Linked DNA regions of Homo sapiens: region 1 is linked to region 2. A link is an interaction called in ENCODE POLR2A ChIA-PET data of the cell type or tissue named here. Cell type or tissue: HepG2. All regions are shown on one strand. Each heading gives the region's core, and the rest is flanking DNA. Links, peaks and the distances in the headings are about the cores only.

Evidence for each region. Peaks named below come from ENCODE experiments on the same cell type or tissue, not always from the same donor. Only the 100,000 strongest peaks of a DNase experiment are listed, where the experiment ranks them.
Region 1: POLR2A ChIA-PET joins it to region 2 with 12 read pairs; 6 of 35 experiments call an interaction of 5 or more read pairs at or near these places.

The regions. Positions count from the first base shown.
Region 1 is chr2:207,786,340-207,798,819 of GRCh38, reverse strand. No RefSeq gene overlaps it. Among named protein-coding and RNA genes, the nearest start is that of FZD5, 23 kb to the right of the region's middle. RefSeq lists enhancers at 1,102-2,086, 2,087-3,072. In HepG2, for the core only: a CTCF peak has its summit at 2,960; DNase peaks (open chromatin) are centred at 2,129, 4,329, 6,449 and 7,079.
Region 2 is chr2:207,863,385-207,875,864 of GRCh38, reverse strand. The region is part of intron 6 of PLEKHM3 (pleckstrin homology domain containing M3); the gene reads left to right. Among named protein-coding and RNA genes, the nearest start is that of FZD5, 100 kb to the right of the region's middle. In HepG2, for the core only: no CTCF peak of the experiment used is centred there; a DNase peak (open chromatin) is centred at 5,374; H3K4me3 peaks cover 854 bases.

The sequences.
Region 1 (12,480 bases), core at 1,991-9,990, 78 kb after region 2:
AAAGGGGTGGGCAATTCCTGGAACTGAGGGTTCCTCCCCTTTTTAGACCATATAGGGTAACTTCCTGACATTGCCACGGCATTTGTGAACTGTCATGGGGTTGGTGGGAGTGTCTTTTAGCATGCTAATATATTATAATTAGCGTATAATGAGCAGTGTGGACGACAAGAGGTCACTCTCCTGGCCATCTTGGTTTTGCTGGGTTTTTGCCGGCTTCTTTACTGCAACCTGTTTTATCAGCAAGGTCTTTATGGCCTGTATCTTGTGCTGACCTCCTATCTCACACTGTGACTTAGAATGTCTTCACCTCCTGGGAATGCAGCCCAGTAGGTCTCAGCCTTATTTTACCCAGTCCCTGTCCAAGATGGAGTCGCTCTGGTTCAAACGCTTCTGACACCACCATGACCAGTTTCAAGTTACCAGCATGATGTCGCTAAATGGAGAGTTGGGAAAAGCAGTAGACTAGCACACTATATTCCACAGAACTTCTACCATACAGATACAACAGACGTAACCTCCAAAGCACAGATACAAACACAGTCAAATAATTAGTAAGTGATGAGTTCTGTGTATTTATTACCTTTGTTCTAAACATAATTTACTTAATTATAAGTTTATGTAATAAACTTTTTATTTATTTTTTTTTTTAGGCACTCTCACTCTGTTGCCCAGGCTGGAGTGCAATGGCGCTATCTCAGCTCACTGCAACCTCCGCCTCCTGGGTTCAAGAGATTCTCCTTCCTCAGCCTCCCGAGTAGCTGGGATTACAGGCATGTGCCACCACATCCGGCTAATTTTTGTATTTCTAGTGGAGACGCGGTTTCACTATGTTGGTCAGGCTAGTCTCGAACTCCCGACCTCAAGTGATCCACCCACCTCGGCCTCCCAAAGTGCTGGGATTACAGGTGTGAGCCACCGCGCCCAGCCTATTTATTTATTTTTTGAAACGAGGTCTCATTGTGTTCCCCGGGCTGATTTCAAACTTCTGGGCTCAATCAGTCCTCCCACCTCAGGCTTACCAATGGCTATGTTTAACCATTCGCTTACTAAATTCTTTTTTTTTTTTTTTTTTTTGAGACGGAGTCTCGCTGTGTCATCAAGGCTGGAGTGCAGTGGCACGATCTTGGCTCACTGCAAGCTCCGCCTCCCGGGTTCACGCCATTCTCCTGCCTCAGCCTCCCGAGTAGCTGAGGCTGGGACTACAGGCTCCCGCCACCATGCCCAGCTAATTTTTTGTATTTTTAGTAGAGACAGGGTGTCACCGTGTTAGCCAGGATGGTCTCGATCTCCCGACCTCGTGATCTGCCCGCCTCGGCCCCCCAAAGTGCTGGGATTACAGGCTTCAGCCACCATGCCCGGCCACTAAATTCTTGAAGTTTAACAACCAGCTCTGGCTTCCTCACACTGCTGTCTCTAAGTCTGTTCTTTCTCACCTGTGAATTGGAAAGCACAGCAAGCAATCATGCTTAGAGGCGAGGATTAAAGAAGAGTGTGCCCTTGAGTGCACAGGAAAGAGTTCGTGACTGTTCTTGGTCAAGAGGACCTCAAACAGAAAGTTACTTGCTCCCCCTGGCTGGGCCAGGAGAGCAGCCATGTGGGGCTTGTAGCAACTCACTGCACACAGGGCAGCCGTTTTCAGAATTCCAAGGGGAGAAAGCAGCCAGAAAAGGGTGTGAGCTCACCCTGTAGGCCCAGGAATTGACCCTTGGGCCTGGCTTGAGAAACAAGAGCTAAGCAGTCAGGCAGCCGGCTCCACCCCTCCACTTTACACAGAGGCCACTTACACTGTTTGCTAAAATCAAGACCCTTCTTTTGAGGTAGATCAGGTTACAGGTAAGGTGATTATTGTTTCTAATGGTCTGCAAACAGCTTCTCAACTGTTAACCCCTCCAGCATCTGGGGACACTTGGACAAGCCCTGCCTGGGCAGAGCTACTCAAGCCCCCTGAGCTCAGAGGACTGAAATATGTCCCAAGAACGGGGCCGGAGTTAGTGGGGTCCCAGGCCAGCCAACAGGTTGAGGCTGAGCGCTCGGCACCCATCTTCCCCAAATAGCCTGTGACTCCCTCCTGGCAGTCTCATTCCTGGGAGTTTAAGCCAGGGACTGGAGAACTCATTTGGCTTTGGAGACAAGCCAAATCTTGTCTGCAGAGCAAGTAAATAAAAGAGGCAGGATCAAGTGGCACTACATCCTTTGTGCCTGTCAGACTCTGAATTCTAGGCCCCCACTGCCCATCAGTGGGAGCTTGGGCAAGTTACTAATGTTCTCTGTGCCTCAGTTTCCTCATAATGTATAATGAGGATAAAATGGTATCCACCCTGAGGAGTTATGGGCCAAATTATAGGCAAATGCATGGAGAGCACTTAGCAAAATACCTGGCACATAACAAGTACACAATAAATAGTAACTGCTATTACTATTATTTTAGTAATATTTTAATGCGTGTAGATATTCTTTTTTTGTTGTTTCCTCGAGAGAGAGTCTTGCTCTGTCGCCCAGCCTGGAGTGCAATGGCACGATCTCAGCTCACTGCAACCTCCACCTCCTGGGTTCAAGTGATTCTCCTGCCTCAGCCTCCCAAGTAGCTGGGATTACAGGCATGTGCCACCATGCCGGGCTAATTTTTTGTATTTTTAGTAGAGACAGGGTTTCAGCATGTAGGCAAGGCTGGTCTCGAACTCCTGACCTCAGATGATCCACTCGCCTTGGCCTCCCAAAGTGCTGGGATTACAGGCGTGAGCCACCACACCCGGCCGCATGTAGATATTCTTATAGTTAATAAAATGCAAATCCATTTAGAAGCATTGCATTTAATTAATATGCTTTTCTTTTCTGTATTTTCCCATTCAGTAGATATAAAAAGTGTCATAAAGGGCCATCTTTGGGGTGTTTAGACTTTTAAAAACAGTCCTCATTCTTGGGAAACCACTGATCTAGCCTATGAGAGATCAGCACTGTCTCCATGTACCTCAAGAGGGCTCAGGCCCATGAAAGATGACAGGATTTTGCACAGTTGAAATGGGAAAAAAAGGCCAGGCACGGTGGCTCATGCTTGTAATCCCAGCACTTTGGGAGGTTGAGGTGGGTGGATCACCCGAGGTCAGGAGTTTGAGACCAGCCTGGCCAACATGGTGAAACCCCATCTCTACTAAAAATACAAAAATTAGCTGGGCACGATGGCAGGCGCCTGTAGTCCCAGCTGCTCGGGAGGCTGAGGCAAGAGAATTGCTTGAACTCAGGAAGCGGAGGTTGCAGTGAGCCACGATTGTGCCACTGCACTCCAGCCTAGGCAACAGAGCAAGACTCTGTCTCAAAAAAAAGAAAAAGAAATGGAAAAATAGGCAATGGGGATTAGACAGTGTCACCTTAGATGTCAAGAAGGAAGAGGGAGGCCAGGCATGGTGGCTCATGCCTGTAATCCCAGCACTTCGGGAGGGCGAGGCAGATGGATCACCTCAGGTCAGGAGTTCAAGACCACCCTGACCAACATGGAGAAACCCCATCTGTACTAAAAATACAAAATTAGCCGGGCACGGTGGCACATGCCTGTAGACCCAGCTACTTGGGAGGCTGAGGCAGGAGAATCACTTGAACCTGGGAGGTGGATATTGCAGTGAGCCTAGATCGAGCCAGTGCACTCCAGCCTGGGTGACAGAGCAAGACTCCGTCTAAAAAAAAAAAAGAAAGAAAGAAAGAAGAGGGGGCTGAGGAGATGGGAGCCTGGGATGAGGTGGGATGGAAGGGTGTGGCTCTTCAAAAGAAAAACAATTCAGAAAAAAACAGTATCTTCAAAATGTTCTTTTACCCATTAGTGGCATCCACAAAATCTTTCTGAGGGCTCTAACATGGAAAAATAGTTAATATTAAAACAGAAGAACAGGAAATTGTTGAGATTCAGAAACGGCTGTTTTCAATTTTGTAGCTTCTTCCTCTCCCATTGCCAGTTACAGTGTGAGGTACAGGGTGAGCCCATTACACAGAATTACATTCATATATGCCCAGAAAAGGTCTCTGGAAGGTTATTGCATGAAAGAATGAATAGCAGTTAACTCAGAGATGTGAAATTTGAATATGGGGAAATAAGAATAATTTTTGCTGGCCGGGTGCGGTGGCTCACGCCTGTAATCCCAGCACTTTGGGAGGCCAAGGTGGGCGGATCACTTGAGGTCTGGAGTTAGAAACCAGCATGACCAACACGGAGAAACCCCATTTCTACTAAAAATAGAAAATTAGCCGGGCGTGGTGGCGCATGCCTGTAATCCCAGCTACTCCAGAGGCTGAGGCAGGAGAATTGCTGGAACTCAGGAGGCGGAGTTTGTGGTGAGCTGAGATTGTGCCATTGCACTCCAGCCTGGGCAACAAGAGTGAAACTCCGTCCCCGCCCCCCAAAAAGGAATAATTTTTGCTTACTTCTTTACTTCTATATAGTTTTGCAACAGTCATGTACTACCTTTTCCCCCATCTTTCAAATGTAGTTAGAACTTATGATATCCAAGTGCACAGATCTTGTGTACAATTTGGTCAGTTCTAACAAATGCTTACATCTGTGTAACCTACACACCTATCAAGATATGGAACATTTTTCGCTGGGCACAGTGGCTCACACCTGTAATCCCAGTGCTTTGAGAGGCTGAGGCAGACAGATCACCTGAGGTTAGGAGTTCAAAACCAGCCTGGCCAACATGGTGAAACCCCGTCTCTACTAAAAATACAAAAAATTAGCTGTTCATGGTGGTGGGAGCCTGTAATCCCAGCTACTCAGGAGGCTGAGGCAGGAGAATTGCTTGAACCCAGGAGGCAGAGGTTGCAGTAAGCCGAGATCCTGTCACTGCACTCCAGCTTGGGCGACAGAGAGAGACTCTGTCTCAAAAAAACAAAACAAAACAAAACCCAAAAAGCAGGATATGGAACATTTTTAAGATGAACCCAAAAAACTTTCCTCATGCCCCTTTCCAAGTAATCGTCTTCTCCTTCTGTCCTCTGTGCATCTTCCTATCCTTCCAGCCCCTGCAAGCAAACATGGACCTGATTTCTAGTTTTGCATGATCTAGAACATCGTGTAAGCAGAGTCATATGGCATGTACTCTTGTCTCTAGCTTCTTTCACTCAACATAATTTCTTAAGCTTCATTCATGCGGTCATATGGATCGGTAGTTTGTTCCTTTTTTTTTTTTTTTTTTTGAGACAGAGTCTTGTTTTGTCGCCCAGGCTGGAGTGCAGTGGCGCGATCTCGGCTCACTGGAAACTCCGCCTCCCAGGTTCAAGCGATCCTCCTGCCTCAGCCTCCCGAGTAGCTGGGATTATAGGTGTGGGCCACCACGTCCAGCTAATTTTTGTATTTTTAGTAGAGATGGCGTTTCACCATGTTGGTCAGGCTGGTCTCGAACCCCTGACCTCATGATCTGCCTGCCTCAGCCTCCCAAAGTGCTGGGATTACAGGCACGAGCCACTGCGCCCGGCTAGTTTGTTCTTTTTTATTGATGAGTAATAACCTGTTGCATGGATCTACCACAATTTGCGTATTCATCTGTCAGTTGACACCTGGACTGTTTTCAGTTTTTGATTATTACAAATAAAAATACAGAGAAAGGCCGGGTGCGGTGGCTCATGCCTGTAATCCCAGCACTTTGGGAGGGTGAGGCAGGCAGATCACCTGAGGTCAGGAGTTCAAGACCAGCCTGGCCAACACGGCAAAACCCTATCTCTACTAAAAATACAAAAATTTGCCGGGCATGGTGGCACACGCTTGTAATCCCAGCTACTCAGGAGGCTGAAACAGAAGAATTGCTTGAACCCAGGAGGCAGAGGTTGCCGTGAGCTGAGATCGCACCACTGCACACTCCAGCCTGAGCGACAGAGCAAGACTCTGTCTCTAAAAAACAAACACAGCAAAAAAAAAAAAAAAAAAAAAAACAAAAAAAAAAAACATGTCTAAGTCTTTTTGAAGATAGGTGTTTTTCCTCTCTTGGGTGAATGTCTAGGAGCAGAATGGCTGGATTAAAGCTGACTGTTTTCCACATTCTTCCTGTCACTCAGTACCTCAAGATTCACTGCCTGGACAAAATGGAGGCAAAGAGAGTTTGGGGGAAAATATAAGCTGGAATGGGAGGCGGCAGCATTTTAGAGTAGGAGATACCAGGAACTTGGATTTGTAAGACCTCAGCCAGCTCTCGCTTCTCCTGGGACTGACTTTGTCTTTGGTGAGTCAATCATTCAGGACCCCAGTCCCCTCATGTGTAAAGAGAGCAGTCATGCTAAAGAGCTCCAAGTAGGAGCACACATTTTCAAAGGTAGATGCCCCAGGAATGAAGCTGGGCCATTAGCCAACTCCTTGCCCCGTCTTGGAGGTGAGAAGACGTGGTCAGGCTCCCCACCACTGAGTCCAAGTGAGGAAAATGGCATGTTCAGCATGGCTTTCTGGAGGTGGCTAGGGAAGAACAAACCAGTGACTCATCTAGATCCAGGAAGTTCTGTCTTTGTTCAGCCTCCAGCTCACAGTTGAGCTGTGGCGGGGTGGGGGGGGGTGGGGGGAGGGGGGGAAGGGGGAGGAGATTCCGGTCTTCTGCACCTCCTTCTATGTAATCTGGAAAGTAAGCTTGGATTCTAGTCCCGGCCCACTACTAACCAAGGGAGCTTGGACAAGCCACCTAACATCCAGGCACTTCAGGGAGCTTCCATTCAGCAACATGTATAAAGCAGTCCCATAATAAAATAAGGAAATGTGTTATTAGAAGTGACAATGAGAAATGCTGAGGACTAAGGTTTGGGGATGTAGAGATAAGCAATTCATGAAACTCTGCAAACAGCAACTTCCCATCTCTCCCGGTTTTCTCTCTCAATATCTTTATTTCCAGTTCCCCAGTCAAATGCAACAGCTCCCCCAGCCACCCCCACCGCGCCCAACCCCTCTTGCCCCCCCGCCCCCCACCCCCCACACCAGTGAATGCCTGCTAGGCTCCAGGTGTTTATCTGGACTGGAATGCCCCCATCCCTGGAGGGTCAAATACTTCTTGCCAGGTAATAGAGCTCCAGGAGGACAGGGTTGGACGCTAAGAGAGGCAGGCCTGGGCTGGAATGCTGACTCCACTTGCTAGTGGGCAGATGTGGAACTGGGAGTTACCTCATCTCATTTTCCCCAGGTACAAAGTGGAGCCAGTGCTACCTTCCTTGGAGGAGTCTTTTGAGGACTAAATTAAAAGCTATAGTTTAGCATCATGCTAGTACATCATAGGTGCTGAAATAAACATTTGCACTGAATAAAAGTAAAGAACGATCCATGGATGTTTTTGGGGAGCTGTGAAAATAATTTGTTTAGGGAAGTGTTAGATATGGATCAGAGATCATGAGCTCCATGAATTTAAGGGACCCTGTCCTTCAGGTTTATCTGGCACAGTGCGTGGCATATCACTGGCACTTGATAGTACTTGTCCAATGAATTATTCCATAAGGAAGACCTTGGATAGCAAATTGTTCAATTTGCAAATCCAGTGATTGTTTTGTCCTTTTATTTAACAGTGATTACATGCTAATCTCCAGGGCAGGCTCTGAGAAAGGCACAGAAGCCAGACCCTGCCTTCTTAGGGGTGCTGCATAAAAGCCAGGTTTCATGATGTTAGGGATGAGGATTTGGCTGGGGAGTGGAAAAACTGGAGCACAAGGGACACTGATGGGTGGGAGGCTAGCCGGGAGGCTCTAGCTGTGGCTGGACAGGACCAGGCAAGGCTGGGAATGTGGCCAGAGGCACTGGTTTGAGAGATAGTACCAGGGGAGAGTTCTCAACTGGTGGAGGAAGGGAGACCTCAAGACAAGTTCAGGTTTTTGTAGACAGATTTTCTAGCCATGTGCTTGGCCACTGGAGAGTAGAACCTTCCTTGCCATGGTGGTGACAAGTTGTTGTGTCTTGGGGAGAAAGCCTCCCCTATTCCAGAAGGGCAGTGGGCTGGTGTGAAAGACCTCCACAGATGGGACTCCCAACCTTCTGGGAGTCCATCTGATTCTGCAGAGCAGGGGGTTTCCTGATGTTCCTGGGATATGGTAGAAACTTCAACTGCCCCTCTCCCTGCTCCACTCTGTCCTGCTCACAACAGGGTAGACTGATATTCACACTGATAGAGAGCACTTTTCCAGGGAAACCCCAAATGCCATAGCCTGAGGCCCAAGGCCTAGAGGCTTTCTGAAGAGGGTAGGAACTGGGCTGAGCTCAGAGGAGCTTGTTGAAATATTAAACAAGCATCTTTCACTACATGACCTCCGGGGTTTCAATTTGTGTCTCCTTAATATGCCATTAACTGTTCCATGTATTCCATTGTATTTACTTATTTCTTTCCTCATCCCCTACACCTCTGTTGGGAGGTTTTCAGCCATCTATTCACTTAACAATTATTCATGGAGTGCCAACATGCTGGAGATACAAAGGAAAACAAGAGGCCGGAGCGGTGGCTCATGCCTGTAATCCCAACACTTTGGGAGGCTGAGACAGAAGGATCACTTGAGGTCAGGAGTTCGAGACCAGCCTGGCCAACATGGCGAAACCCCGTCTCTATTAAAAATACAAAAGTTAGTCGGGCATGTTGGTGCGTGCCTGTAATCCCAGCTGTTGGGAGGCTGGCAGGAGAATTGCTTGAACCTGGGAGGCAGAGGTTACAGTGAGCCAAGATCTGCCACTGCACTCCAGCCTGGGCAACAGAGCAAGACGCCGTCTCAAAAAAAAAGGAAAACAAGGTAGAATTTCAGCCCTCCAGATTGGCAATTGCTAGTAAATAGTTAAATGTCATTATAGATTTGACCCAGCATTCAATTTACAAAAAATTTATTTTAAAGATATACTCCCATAGGTTCCAAAGTTTTGGTTTTTTGTGTTTTTTTTTTGAGATGGGGTCTCGCCCTGTTGCCCAGGCTGGAGTACAGTGGTGAGATCTCGGCTCACTGCAACCTCTGCCCCCCAACCCCAGGGGTCAGGCAATCTTCCCACCTCAGCCTCCTGAGTAGCTGGGACCACAGGGGCACACCACCACACTTGGCTAATTTTTTTGTATTTTTGGTAGAGACAGAATTTCACCATGTTGCCCAGGCTGGTCTTGAACTCTTGAGCTCAAGTGATCCACCTTCCTCAGCCTCCCAAGTGCTGGGATTACAGGTGTAAGCCACTGCGCCCAGCCTAGTGCCAAAACTTACATGTAAAAGGACAATCCCTGCACTATTTTGAATAACAATCCAAAATTAGGAACAATGCAGATGTCCATCAGTAGGGAACTGACAAAATAGCATATGATAAATCTAAACAATGGAATGTTATAATTGGCCCAATAAATACAAATTGATCTTTGTAGAATGGTAGGGAAAGATCTCTAAGAAAGATTATTTAGTAAAAAGTTATTATACTACTTTTGTTTTTAAAAATATATGTAATTGGCCAGGCATGGTGGCTCACGCCTGTAATCCCAGCACTTTGGGAGGCCGAGGTGGGTGGATCACCCGAGGTCAGGAGTTCGAGACCAGCCTGGCCAACATAGAGAAACCCCGTCTCTACTAAAAATACAAAAATTAGCTGGGTGTGGTGGTGCACACCTGTTGTCCCAGCTACTCAGGAGGCTGAGGCAGGAGAATCTCTTGAACCCAAGGAAGCGGAGGTTGCAGTGAGCTGAGATTGCACCATTGCATTCCAGCCTGGCTGACAAGTGAAACTAGGTCTCAACAACAGCAACAACAACAACAACAAATGTGTGTGTGTGTGTGTGTGTGTGTGTGTGTGTGTGTGTGTGTAATTATATGCTTACAAAGACAATCTAGTTTCTTTTTTTTTTTGGAGACAGAGTTTCACTCTGTTGCCCAGGCTGGGGTGCAATGGTGCTATCTCGGCTCACGGCAACCTCTGCCTCCCAGGTTCAAGCGATTCTCCTGCCTCAGCCTCCCGAGTAGCTGGGATTACAGGCATGTGCCACCACTCCTGGCTAATTTTGTATTTTTAGTAGAGACAGGGTTTCTCCATGTTGGTCAGGCTGGCCTCGAACTCTCGACCTCACGTGATCCACCTGCCTTGGCCTCCCAAAGTGCTGGGATTACAGGCATGAGCCACTGTACCCGCTGACAATCTAGATTCTACAGCTCAGCTGTCCAACAGGTGCCTATTGAACATGTGAGATGTGGCTGGTCTGAATTGAAATGTGCCGTGTGTATAAAATACACAGCAGATTTTGAAGATTTAGTAAAATACAAGAATGTAAAATATTTTAGTAATTATTTGATTATGTTTTGATTTTGTGAGGAAATAATATTTTGGGTATATTGGGTTAAATTAAACATAACGTTGAACATTAAACATAACATTGAAATTGATCTCAGCCTGGTGCAGTGGCTCACACCTGTAATCCCAGCACTTTGGGAGGCTGAGGTGGTTGGATAACCTGATGTCAGGAGTTTGAGACCATCCTGGCCAACATGGTGAAACCCCGTCTCTACTAAAAATACAAAAAAATTAGCCGGGCATGGTGACATATGCCTGCAGTCCCAGCTACTCGGGAGGCTGAGGCAGGAGAATCACTTGAACCCCGGGAGGCAGAGGTTGCAGTGAACTGAGATCGTGCCATTGCACTCCATCCTGGTCAACAAGAGCAAAACTCCATCTCAAAAAAAAAAAGAAAGAAAGAAAGAAATTGATCTCATCTCACCTTTATTTAAACTACAAGGAAATGGAAAATTACATATGTGGTTCCCATCATGTTTCTGTTGGACCACATGGTTCTACGGCAGGGGTGGCACACTGTGGTTGCAGGGCCAAGTCAGGCTGAATCCTGTTTTTGTAAATAAAGTGTTACTGGAACACAGCCACACCTATTCGTTTAGGTGTTGTCTGGCTGCTCACAGAGACGCTCTCCTTTGACCAAACTTGAATCAGGCTCCCCTGAGTCCTCTGCTTGACTGAGCTGACCTTGGGCTTCCCTCCCTGTCCTTGTAGAATCTACTTGGAGCAAGATCCCACTACGTTAGTTTAGTGAACATCCCCCACCCTCAATATCTTTATCACCCTGGTCTCCCTTCAACAAGAATTCTACTGAATTTGTCTAGCAAGAAGCCCCCTTACACCTGATGTTTCGTCTGAGTAATTTTCCATCCACTGCCACCAAGCCTGCTCCTTGGCTGTAAATCTCCACTTACCCTTGCGGGAGTTGAGCCCACTGCAAGACCCCACTGTGGTGGTCCCTATTCCTACAGTGATAGTTGCCTCCTAAGTAAAGTCTCCCTTCCCATATTTAACAAGTGTTGTGAGCCAGGTCTGGTGGCTCACACCTGTAATCCCAGTACTTTGGGAGGTCAAGGAGGGAGGCTCATTTGAGCCCAGGAGTTCAAAACCAGCCTGAGCAATATAATGAGAACCTGTCTCTACAAAAAATTAAAAAATTATCAGGCCATGGTAGTGCAAGACTGTAGTCTCAACTATGATGGAGGCCGAGGTGGAAGGATTGCTTGAGTCAGGAGGTTGGGGCTGCAGTGAGCCGTGGTCATGCCACTGCACTCCAGCCTGGGTGACAGAGGAAGACTCTGTCTCAAAAAAAAAAAAAAAAGTCATGAATAATTTTTCCTTAACATTGCTTTTCTGCTGTAAGGGCAAAATTGAGTGGTTGCAACAGAGATGGTGTGGCCACAAAGCCAAAAATATTAACTATCTAGCCCTTTACAGGAAAAAGCTCTCAGTGTTGCCCAACAGTGTTTAGATAATCTACAATGATTATCTTTGGAGATTGAGATTAGGGCAGATTCTTACATTTCTTTTTTTTTTCTTTTTTCCCGAAAGAATGTATTCTTTTTGTCAACAGGGGAGAAAAACAATTAAAAGAACTTGAAAAAATCTGCCCTCATAGGGTGCACATTCTAACAGATGGGTAAGTAAATAAAAATCTAAAGAGTCAAGGGAAAGTAGAAGGTCACTTAGGCGTTTGATATGTTAAGTAGATAATAACGGTAATAGCCAGTAATTATTGAAAGCTTAACTGGGTGTTGGACACTGTGCGCAAAGTGACATTTTAAATATTTATCTTTTTCTTCGAGATCAAAATAGCTTTATTGGCTTTTATGATTTTAAATGTAACACATGCTCATTGCAAAAATTCAGAAAATATTTTTTAAAATGAATTCCGTGTATAATTTTAATGAGATTAGTCTATAAATACTGTTTGATAACTTGCTGTTTTCACCAACAATGTATTTTGTACATCTTTCCATGCTAGTGAATATCACTCTGTGGCTACAGATTACATCCTTGTATGAGTATGTCAAACTTAATGTTTATTGTAATTTAATTTAATTTAATTTAATTTAATCTTACCTCTCTTAATCACAACATGCCCATTTTACGGTTGAGGAAATTGAAGCCCAGAGACATTAAGTAACTTGCTCAACCAAACAAGTCCATGCTCCTTTTTTTTTTTCTGAGGGCAGAGTCTTGCTCTATCACCCAGGCTGGTGTGCAGTGGCATGATCTCG
Region 2 (12,480 bases), core at 1,496-9,495:
GCAAGGTAACTTAAACCTGTTTTGTTGTTGTTGTTGTTGTTGTTGTTTGCTTTTTTTAAGAGACAGGGCCTCACTGTGTTGCCCAGCTGGCCTCAGAATCTTAGAGTCAAAGGATACTCCCACTTCAGCCTCCTAAGTAGCTGAGACTACAAGGTGCACACTACCCACACTACCACGCCCAGCTAAACCTAAGTTGTGTGTTTGTGTGTGTTTTCAATCTGGCCAGTGTTTCTCTTTGAGGACCTATACTGCAGTGAACACCCTCCACATTTCCCTGTACACTTGTGTGAATATCTCTGTAGTGTAAATTCATTAAAGTAAGACTGCTAGGTCAAAGGGTATGCATGCTTCGCAGTTCAATAAATATTGCCAGTCCAGTTGCCTTCTGAAAAGGTAGAACCAATTTAATACTTCCATTCACTGTCTTGAGAGTGCCTGTTTTCCTGAACACACATTAATTTTCTATATTAACAATATTTTTAATCCTGGCCAATCTGATAAATAAAAATTAACTTCACAGTGTTGTTTTAATTTGTGTTTTTTCCATGAGAAGTAAAGTTGAGCATCTTTTTAATATCATTATTGGCCATTTGTAGTTTTTCTGAATTGCCTTTTTATTAACATGTGTTTAAGTTATAACATTGGTCTTTTCCTTATTAATTTAAGAGAGCTTTGTGTATACTAAGGAAATTGACACTTTTTTCATATAAATAGGAAATTTTTTTTTGTTTCTGTCATTTGACTTTTAAATGATATTTTATATTGAACTAATTGTTTACTTTATATATTTAGATTTATTACTTTTTTATAGCATCTAAGATTACAAAATATTTACCCCACATAAATGGGGTAAATTCTATTTTTCTAATATTCTAAATTTCTAATATTTTTCCCTAATGTTATAGTTTTAAAAATATTTTATGGTTTTCTTTTTATATTTAAGTCTTCAGTTTATCAGAAAATATAGTTTTTAAAGGCCAGACATGGTGGCTCATACCTGTAATCTCATCACTTTGGGAGGCCAAGGCGGGCGGATCATGAGGTCAGGAGTTCAAGACCAGCCTGGCCAATATGGTGAAACCCCATCTCTACTAAAAATACAAAAATTAGCCGAGCATGGTGGTGTGCACCTGTAGTCCCAGCTACTCAGAAGGCTGAGGCAGAAGAATCACTTGAACCCAGGAAGCAGAGGTTGCGGTGAGCCAAGATCGTGCCACTGCACTCCAGCCTGGGCGACAGAGCAAGATTCCATCTCAAAAAAAAGAAAATACAGTTTTTTTGTTTGTTTTTGAGACGGAGTTTCATTCTTGTTGCCCAGGCTGGAGTGCAAAGGCACGATCTCGGCTCACCGCAACCTCCGCCTCCCAGGTTCAAGCAATTCTCCTGCCTCAGCCTCCCAAGTAGTTGGGATTACAGGCGTGTGCCATCACGCCTGGCTACTTTTGTATTTTCAGTAAAGACAGGGTTTGTCCATTTTGGTCAGGCTTGTCTCGAACTCCCAACCTCAGGTGATCCGCCCACCTCGGCCTCCCAAGGTGCTGGGATTACAGGTGTGAGCCACCATGCCCGGCCTGAAAATACAGTTTTTATGAGATGAGTTAGGGATCCAGCTTATTTGCTTTCCCTGATGGCTAACAACTTGCCCCAACATCATTTATTTAAAAATTCATCTTCCCCACCTTTATTGTATAGCAAATTCCCATGTATTTGAATCCATATTCCGGATGTACAGGTGCCCAGGCATACAGACACTGCAGACACAACAGATAATATTCTAGAAATATAGGACATGTGAAATTGTAATCACTACTGTATTGAAAGTTGTGGCTTCTACTTGTGGACCTTGAAGCAAAGAGTAAAAATCCCCAACCATCTTAGACAATGATATACAGGCTAATAAAAGCACCTATTTCAATGTACATGCAGGGCTTGTTTTTCCTCATCAGTGAGCCAGCAATGTATTAGATCACAACCTTCTAACCAGGGACTCACTTTAGTTTCTCATTTAATCTCAGGAATGGCTGGTCCCATAAAAGCTGTTAAGTAATAATAATGTTGAGCCCTTATATTGTACTTTACATCCCGAAAGTGCTATCTAAACATTAACTAATTAAATGCATTGATGAAAGGAAGGGATTTGTAGAGGTTTTCAGGAAAACTGATAACTGGTTGCATACCTGTGAGGGGATGATTCTTAAAAGGCCTTACTTCCCTCTTTGAATGGAGCTCAGCAGGCAGGGGAACAAAAAGCTGGTGACATTATTTCACTTTTGTTGAGAATTTCCTGGAGTATCTTCTAATTAGTCTGGTTAAACTCACCTTTTATCTAGCTCCGCAGATATTCCCTTGCAACATTCTTGGAGCTATTCAACAAGTTTCTTTTGATGTCTTCCTTGTTGGTTAATTATAAAATCGTACAATCTTCAAATTGAAAGAGATCCCTATTGATCATCTAGTTTTGAATGACTGAATAGAATCACTTTATTTTGTAGATGAGGAAACTGAGGCATGGAGAAGTTAAGTGATTAACAGAAAAGGTCATAGAGCTTACTGGGGACATAGCTGGGAATAGAAACCAAGATTTCCAACTCCCATTTCAGATCTCAATCAGCTTCATTGAGCAATGAAACTTTCTTCCCTCTTTATAAGCCTGTGTTCTCTATTTTTTAAACTTAAAAAAAAATTGCCACAGAACCATCAAGCCCAATTTCTTCTTTTTTTAAATATCACTATCATTGTTATTATTATTATTATTGCTTTCATCCTTCCCTACTTCTTCCCTTCTTTGCTCTCAGCCTTTCATGTCTCTCCTAACTCTTATGGTTCATTCCCCTACATGATCAGGTAATGCTACTTTTGTTTTTCCTCTGTTTCTGAAAAGCCATATTTCTTTAGTTTCTCCCACATACGTACATACAGGGAGTTGCTTTGTTTTGCTTTCTGTTTTTCCTCAGCTGTAGTTGCTTCTCCTTTTAATAAAGTTACTTCTCTAGTTTTGGCAAATAGCCTAAGGTGTTTGTTTGTTTGTTTGTTTGTTTGAGACGGAGTCTCACTCTGTTGCCCAAGCTGGAGTACACTGGCGCGATCTTGGCTCACTGCAACCTCCGCCTCCCGGGTTCAAGTGATTCTCCTGAGTAGCTGGGATTACAAGCATGCAGCACCACCCTCGGCTAATTTTTTTGTAATTTTAGTAGAGACGGGGTTTCGCCATGTTGGCCAGGCTGGTCTCAAACTCCTGACCTCAGGTGATCCATCCCCCTCAGCCTCCCAAAGTGCTGGGATTACAGGCATGAGCCACTGCGCCCGGCCGCCTCGGGTTTAAGTTGATGATAAATCCATTTCTGTCACAGAATTTTGTGTAACTTTAATTTATGAGTTTCCCCTAGTTGAGCCAATAAGATGCTGTTAAAGATCATCTTCATATTCAGAAAATTGCATGAGATGTGACCATTAAAAGAATTTTTATACAAGAACTTCATATAAGGACTAGAGGTATTATTTTTCAATAAGCCAAAGGCAGATCCAGTTCAGATCAAAACTGTGGATCTAAACCTGGGCTAATTTAGTCTGCACAATCCTGCTTCTGTGCAGGAACTCAGTTTTAGAAATCTTACATTTCTACAAGGTGGGTCAGTAGGCATCCAGTGACCTCAGAATTCCTGAGCTGAACCAAATCCTGGGGCTACACTCTGACCTCAGATGCCCTCAGAAAGGCCCCTTCCTTGGAGTAGCAAGGGGTGCTTAAGAAAGTGAGTCAGAAGTTGTCACTAATTAGCTGGGTGATCTTAGGTAGAGCTCATCACCTCTCTGGGCTCAGTTTTCTCATATATTAAGTAACGAAGGTGAGTTAAAAAGTCTGCTTAGAACTTTTCCTCATTTACTGCTCAATGAGTCAGTAATGTCAGAACTCGGGCTAAAAGGAATAGTAGAGACCTAAATCAGATTTATTTCAAACATGTAACTAACTCAACAGAGAAGCACAATTCTGCTGACCATCTATGAGAATTTTCTGGAATTGTCTCAATTTAAAATACTGTAGTTTATTTTCCTCATAAATAAAACACATGTACCTATATCAGATCATATAACCTGTTTTGAGCTCAGAATATTTGGACCACATTCTTGTACTTACTCTTTGCAAATGCTTCATTAAGTTCCATGGAGTTGTGGTTTAACTAAACCACAACCCTTGAGGCACTTAGTGCAGAAAAGCTGTCTGAAGTAGACCCCATCCCATATATTTTTCTGGATAAGAAATGTGCCTTCTCGGTTTCATCTTTGCCATTCTAGCCACTGAGAAAAATGAAATTGAAATTTTTTAAATCTTTTATTCCCTAAGACCTAGTTTCCAGCAGAGAGCAAAATGTAATTTGATAGGAGTGATGGTGGCCACTCATAAATCTACCCAATTGCATTAAACCAGATTAAACTATCACATAGTTTCCCAGCTCTAAGCAGAAATTATCACCTTTGGGAGAGGATCAGATAAGAGCTAATTGGTGGCATCACAATCCACCCTCAGTAAAGTGCTTGATTAGCCAAAATTTAAGTCTTGTTAGAGTAGTCCCATAATGGATTGGGGAGGGTGAGGAGCAGCTAATTAGAAAAGAGACACTTCTATGTTTATGTACAAACATCCCAGCATTGAGCCATGATAAGGAGCTCAAAGGTTAATTATGGGAAAATGGAGTTTTGAACAACTTTTTGAAATAGGAATATCCCATATACTTTGGTGATATTTATTTATTTTGAGATGGGGTCTCGCCCTGTCACCCAGGCTAGAGCACAGTGGCCCAATCATAGCTCGTAGTTCACTGCAGCCTCAAATTCCTGGGCTCAAGGGATCCTCCCACCTCAGCCTCCTAAGTAGCTTGGACTACAGGTGCATACCACTGCAATCGGCTAATTTTTTAATTTTTTACAGAGATAGGGATCTCACTTCATTGCCAGGCTGGTCTGGAACTCCTAGGCTCAAGTGATCCTCCCACCTTGGCCTCCGAAAGTGCTGGGATTACAGGCATCAGCCCCCACATCCAGCTTACTTTTCATTTTCTATTTTTAAGGATTGATGAGTAAGAGAAGTAAAATTTAAAATTGAGGATTCAGAATAGTCTCGTGAGGTGTGTTAGGATTTTCAAGCTTGAGCAGAATCCACAGGCTGTTTTTTCCTAACTTCCCATGAACTCACCTGGCCAAGGCCACTAGACTTCACTCTACCCACCTATTAAATGAACTGAGAAATGACCCTAGAAACAAAATGCAACCTTTCATGGTTGTCTGGCCAGGCAAATGCAACTGAACTATATGGGAAATTATTTCACAATGTGTGACAATGTTGATTCTTCCATTTCGTCAAGCCAGCCTGTTCCTAGTGAGTGGCAGGTGACCGTTCACTGTGAATTGGGTCTTTTGGTTAGACTTTCAGAGACGGAGTTGTTTGTCAAGTGCAGCAGCCCTCTTCACCAAAGCATTCCCGACAGTCGCTCCAAATCTAGATGTTACACAATGGCTAAGGAAGCTTGTTTTGAAATGGAAGGTAAATTGACAAATCAGAGGGAAGGAATTAGCCAATGCATAAGGAAATTTGATGAGAAAGAGCTTTTTCCTCTCTTTTTTCTTGCCCAGGTTACTAGTTCTCTGTCTTCTCCGCCCCCCATAAATTTTGAATTTTGTGGTGGTGCTGAGGGAGTGAAGGTAACCAACATAAAAGAATCATTTGTGCCCTTTTCCCAATCCCACAGATCTCTATTGGCTGCAGACCTTGAACATGACACTGCAATTTCCTGGTGCCACACATGAGTAATAAGCAGCTGTTTCTGAAACTGTGGTTTGGGGAAGGCAGCACTAGGTTATTTTTTAACTTAATTGTAATTTTTGATTGGTCTGCAAGAAAGTAAATCAAATAAAGTCTGTTGTCTTAGTCTGCAAGAAAGCCATAGGCCTCAAATTCCAATGCTGACCATCTTGACCAGAATAGAAGAGGGAGGCAAAATGTGTGTATCCCTGAGCTGGAAGTTCAACCAGGCAGATTTCATGGGCTTCTTTCACACAAGAAGGGTAAGCATATTTGACATATTTGTCAGGGACTGGATGGTGGAAAGTGATATTTGGCAGTTCCTTGAGTTCTAGAAGTACCTAAAATGATGGTGAAAAGAATTTATAGACAGACTGCAAAGGTGGAAAAATAGCAAAATCTGGAAGCCGATACAAGCTTGATGCTACATTTTGTCTTTGTGTTACAGGGCAATAAAGTGACCTAATTTTGTTACAAATGAAAATGTGTATTCTTTGAATACCCAGTTAGTATAACACCTCTGAAATAGTCATATATACACACTCCCCAAGTAAATAAATCAGACTAGTACCTTCCTTAGTACAAGACATTAAGTTTAATGGAAAACAGAAACAAACTTTCACCCTATTTTGGACATCTGCCTTTTCTCAAGGAGATAGGGCAATTTGGTATATGGAGAAAGGGAAAGGAGGTTGAGTGCAGGGAAGCAAGGAAATGGGGGAAGAGCTACACGTTTCCTTCTAATTACACTGTCATGATTTTGTTCACGTAGACATGCCCTTTGAGGGAATAAATAGAGATAACTAAACCTCATCTCAGGTCTGTTTCACTATCACTAGTCATATTACCAAATGACCGCCTGGTTTAACTAAAAACTACCAGCCTTCTAATGCTAAAGATGAAGTGTCCTTTTGACTTTTTGAGGGGTTGTTATAAAGTTATATTAGCCTATGACTAATTTAAGTACAAGTAGGAAAGGAGTAAGACACAATTTCCAGGTGTTGCTAAGATGTTATCTTACGTAAGTGATTCAGATTAAGTTTGAGGCATGTTAAATGTCTTCCCCCTAGCATTTTGGCCTTGGCAAAATTACGTATGCTTGTACAAGCCCTGTTTTCTTATTTACAGCAATACCAGAAGAAATGGATGTGACTGCTTTACATTAATTTCTACTGATCCCATCCAAACAGATAATATCAGAAGAAATGGATGTGACTGCTTTACATTAATTTCTACTGATCCCATCCAAACAGATGAACAACTTGATGTCTTCCTTTAAAAAAAAAATGACATGTGGCCTTCATAGCTTTTTTCCTTCCCCTTGATGTAAATCTCAAGTGTTTAAAAGGAGGAATGAGTCTAAATCATAGAAAATCTCTATTTAGATTGGGATAAGCTAATTAGCTATTATTTATTGATCCCTTGCTGTAAGTCAGAAACTATATTCGATGCTTTCAATGTATTAAATCTGATCCTTCTCTCAACCCTGCAAAGTGGATACTGTCCTAATTTTTCAGTTAAGGAAACTGAGACTCAAAGAGGTTAAGTAGCTTGCCAAAGTCTCACAGCTGGAAAGTAGATGAGCTAGAATTTGTCCTCAGATCAGCCTTGCTTTTTCCACTCTACCCCACTACTTCCCAATACCCAGAGACAACTGAGTTATGATGGGGTATGGAAAGCTCCCGAAGGCCAGCCCCTCTGGGAGACTCCCTAATGAGTCCACCACTATCCATTGGAAAATACCCCAGTTTCTGAGAAGCAAAAACTCTACCATGTTTAGATTTAAAAAAAAAAAATAATAATAAGCTTTGACCAGTTAAGGAAGTCATTTTGAAGTTTATTTTGTCCTAGTTGGTCCTGGCTTGATCTCAGTGATAGTAGATTCCCCTGCATCAACTCTAGCCAGAGCACACTGTTTCTAGGACTTTTCCCCACGCTGAGCCCTGTTGAGGACTGTGGTCACTCTAGCAAGTCACAGCAGTTTAGGGTTGACATAGCAGAGTTCAAATGTCTGACTTTTCTCACTGTTGTGTACTTGTTGGCCAGGATGCCTCATTTGACTTTGTCTCACCCATAGTCATTTTCAGATCCAATGGCCCAGTGGCATTCTGGCAGCTCTTTTCTATTCTTCATTCTTGGTTGGAACCTGAAGGTAGTATGCTCCTCTGGCTTTGGTCTAATATTTGAGGCCACTCTGCCTTCCTAGTATTTGTATAATATGGCCCCTTAAGCCCCTACCGAGATGGCTAGGAAGTGGGAGTGAAAGTTAAGGCTCTTGGGATGGTGGGAGGAAAGACAATTGATTTATTTTTGAGCACGTATCCAAAATAAATAAATAATATATTTATAAACATAAATGTATATGTCTATGTGTGTATGTATGCATTTATGTATGTATTATATATAAAATGATTTATATAATTTTGTGTGTGTGTGTGTCTATGTATGTATGCTTTTTCAAAAAGAACCCTAGGAGAAATCACACCTGGAGCCCACTTCTTCATAGTGATGAAACCTCTGGACCAGATGCTAGGATGGCCGGATTCTGTTCCTAGTGCTTCTAATAGTTGTATTCAAAGACAAGATTAACCCTTCTGAATATATCTTTACCCCTGGAAAATTATAAATGTAAGGTTTTCCTTCTACAATATTAAAGGAATGTTTGTAAATTCTAAAATAAACTTCATACTATTACCTCACTTTTCTGGATAAAAAAATTCCAGCAGCTTCAGCCATTTGGAACATGGCCATGAATGTAAGCTGACAAATGGGAAGAGCAATTAATCAAGTAAATCAAGTATAAAGAAGCAAAAGGATCCCTGAATAGCTGAGCTGCCACAGAGGCCATGCACTCTTTATCCTCCTCCTTGAATCACACAGCAGAACGATTGAAAATGTTTGCGACACAAGACAACCTAAGATATGACTGCTGACAGCCAGGGGTAAAGACAGAAAAGTGTCCTTGGTTAGTCAACAAGAACTTGGGTGCCTGGAAGACGGGATATTTCAAACAAGTATGAGACTGTCTTTGCCCTCAAGCAATTTATATTCTCTTAGATTTCTCCATATAAAATTGCCATTTGTATGGGTAAAAATTGTCAAATATCATCATTTTTAAATGTTCAGTCTACAATTGGATAAGCAAAACAATCGTATGTTAAAAGCAAAGAGTACAAAACAGCATCAAGTTCTGTATTATATGATGTAAAAGTTAATTTCTAGGGAGAAACACAAGAGATTTATGGTGTCTGAAGTAGCCAAAGATGGCTTTCTAGATCAAGACAGGGTAGATCTGAGCTGTGAAGCCTACATGAAATTTAAGTAAGGGTTAAGAAAAGTGAAACTCCAGATAGAGGAATGGCATGGATGAAGGCACAGGAGCAAGAGCAAGCATGTTCTACATAGGGGAAAATTTGCTCACAACAGGAGGTACATGTTAAGAAATACGAAATGAGTTTGGATGGCTAATATGGAATCCACTTGCATACCAGGCAAAATATAAGCTCCAGTTTTGTCCAGTTCACTCTACATTGAGTGTCTGGGACATAGTAACTCAATATAATTTTATGAAATGAAAGAGTGAAGAGTTTTGATTAATGATACACTTAAGAATTCGCCAGGCCCAGTGGCTCACACCTATCATCTCAGCACTTTGGGAGGCCGAGGCAGGCAGATCACACAAGCTCAGGAGTTTGAGACCAGCCTGGCCAACATGGTGAAACCCCACCTCTACTAAAAATACAAAAAATTAGCTGGGCATGGTGGCTCATGCCTGTAATCCCAGCCACTTGGGAGGCTGAGGCAGGAGAATCGCTTGAAGCTGGGAGGCAGAGGTTGCAGTGAGCCTAGATCACACCACTGCACTCCAGCCTGGGTGACAGAGCAAGACTCCATCTCAAAAATGAAGAATTCACTAAAGGTTTGAGGGAAGAGATGGTATGTGATGAAAGTGATGTCTAAAACTGATTAATATGTATGCATGATGGATCTAAGAAAAAAGACTGACATCTAGAAATAAAACTAGGAGATTAGTTTATTAATCTAGAGAGGAGAGATAAAAGTCTAGGGCAGGGTGGAAAAAAGAGACTTACAGTGAAGGCATTTAAAAGAAAATCAGCATGAACCTTGAACACTTTATGCTAAGTGAAAGAAGCCAGTCATAAAAGACTACATATTATATGATCATATTTACATGAAAGCTCCAGAATAGGCAAATCTATAAAGACAGAAAGTATATATATATATATATATATATATATATATATATCTTTTTTTTTTTTTTTTTTTTTGAGTCGGAGTTTTTGTTCTTGTTGCCCAGGCTGGAGTGCAGTGGCACCATCTCAGCTCACTGCAACCTCTGCCTCCTGGGTTCAAGCAATTCTCCTTCCTTAGCTTCCCGAGTAGCTGCGATTACAGGCATACACCACCATGCCCGGCTAATTTTTTTGTATTTTTAGTAGAGATGGGGTTTCACCATGTTGGCCAGGCTGGTCATGAACTCCTGACCTCAGGTGATCTGCCCGCTTCGACCTCCCAAAGTGCTGGGATTACAGGCATGAGCCACTGCATCTGGACAGAAAGTAAATTATTGGTTCCTTGGGCTTGCAGGGGCATGGCAGAGGGAAAACAGAAGTGACTACTAATGGATATAGAGTTTTTTCAGAGGGTTAGTGGAATGCCCTAAAATCGATTGTGGTGATGTTTCACAACTCTGAATAAACTAAGAACCATTGAATTGTAGACTTTAAATAGGTGAATCACATGGTATGTGAATTATATCTCAGTATAGCAGTTATTTTAAAAGAGGGGGAATAAATGAAATGTGGTGAATGACGGGATATACGTATTTAATGGAGAAAATGAGTCATTCACTATAAACTCCATAAGTTCCAGTTTGATTCTTACTGAAATAATAAAAATAACCACTAGTACCATTATTAATACTGTTTTAGGAGCCCTGGGTGATGCAACAAGAAATGAAACATAAACAAGAGATATAATACTAGAAAAACCAAAAGAATCACCTAGAAGTAATTAGCATCAATGGAAATTCAGTAATTATTGTCATATAGTAAATGCACACAAATGTCAATATATTCTAATATACCAGCAATAGCTAATAAGAAAAATATACAAAAGTTTAACCTTAAACTAAATAATAAATGTGAGTAGCTTGTACAAGGAAATAAATTTGTATTAAGCAATAATAAGTGAAGATTTAATAAAATGGAGATATGTATCACATTGTTTTAAAGGAAGACTGAATATTATACAGATACCAATCCCCAGAGCTTATTAAGGTCCCTATTTAAGAATAAATATACATTGCTAACAGTGTAAATTTGGTGAAATATTTCAAGAGCCTTCAAAATGTTCACACCCTTTCTCCAAGGACTAAATAGAGAAAAAACTTTATGCACAAGATGCTCAAACTTCTCCTTTAGAGCCTAGATAATAACTCTCATGTCTTCCTCAAGGTCTTCTCTTCCCAGTTTCATCAACCTTTACTCACCTGGTTTCCAGACTGTTCTCTATCCTGGTTGTTTCCCCCTAAATGGACTATAGTTTGTTAGTGCCTCTCTTTAAATGCCTCATTAAGTTTGGTTGTTTAGAGAAGAGTAAAATGAGAAAACCAAACTCAACTGAAGTGCTACCATCACAATTTAGAAATAACCCCATCACGCATTAAAAAGTGTTTACTGGTGGTTGCATATATGATTTGGTAGTGGCTGTTTCTTAGAAAGTATATCTCATGTGTTGGTATTAGGAGCATGCCTTACTGGGGTTTATTGGAGTTAATGGTTCCTCAGAGAACATAAATAAAAGAAGGTCTATCTATGGCTTCCTAAAGGTAATGGAGAGAAAAGTAAGTTGAAGAATGGTGGGAAATGTATGCTTGACTCAAAACAGCCAGGATAATTTCTACCCCCTTTACTAAGAAAATAAATTCTACTCTTACAAAGCCTTCTTCAGTTTAATGCAAAATTATTATACATTGTTTTTTCAAATGCAAAAACACAGCTATATACAAAGTGACAATTTGCTTGCACCAGGAGATACATAATAAGAAATAGAAAATGAGTTTGGAGAGCTTATATATATATATATAAACTTTGTATATAGTTGTGTTTTTGCTTTTCTAATATATATATATATTTTTTTTGCTTTTCTGACTTATTGCCCTCCCTAGAGTTAACCACCATTATATTTATTTATCTCTTTTTCATAGAAAAGTTATTCTTTTATTATTTTAAGGAGGTAATACATTGCCCAATATGCCAAAGCAGTAGGGAATTAGAGGCAGTGAATGGCCAGGTTTTTTTTAAGAGCCTCATGCTGCATCTCTGAGGTCCTATCTGCCCACAGCCCACGGCTGCTTACATAAAGACCGGGTCGGTGGACAAATGACCCAACTCGACACCCATTAACTGAGAAAGGGCTCAATCAGCAGAGGCACTGCCAGGGCCCAGCACGCCGGGTGGCAACCCCCGCTGCCACCACCAGCTTCCGAAGCTAGTGCCTTAGTGGCAGCCAGTGTGTCTAGCACTTGATTTTATTTCTGTGAGCCTAGAGTGGGCAGGACGTGAATAAATCCTGAGTCATAAATTAAGGTGAAAGACTTAGTAGTGTTAATACTCTGGGTGAGAAAAGACAACACTGTCTTGGAGGAGAGTGGGCTTGGAGTC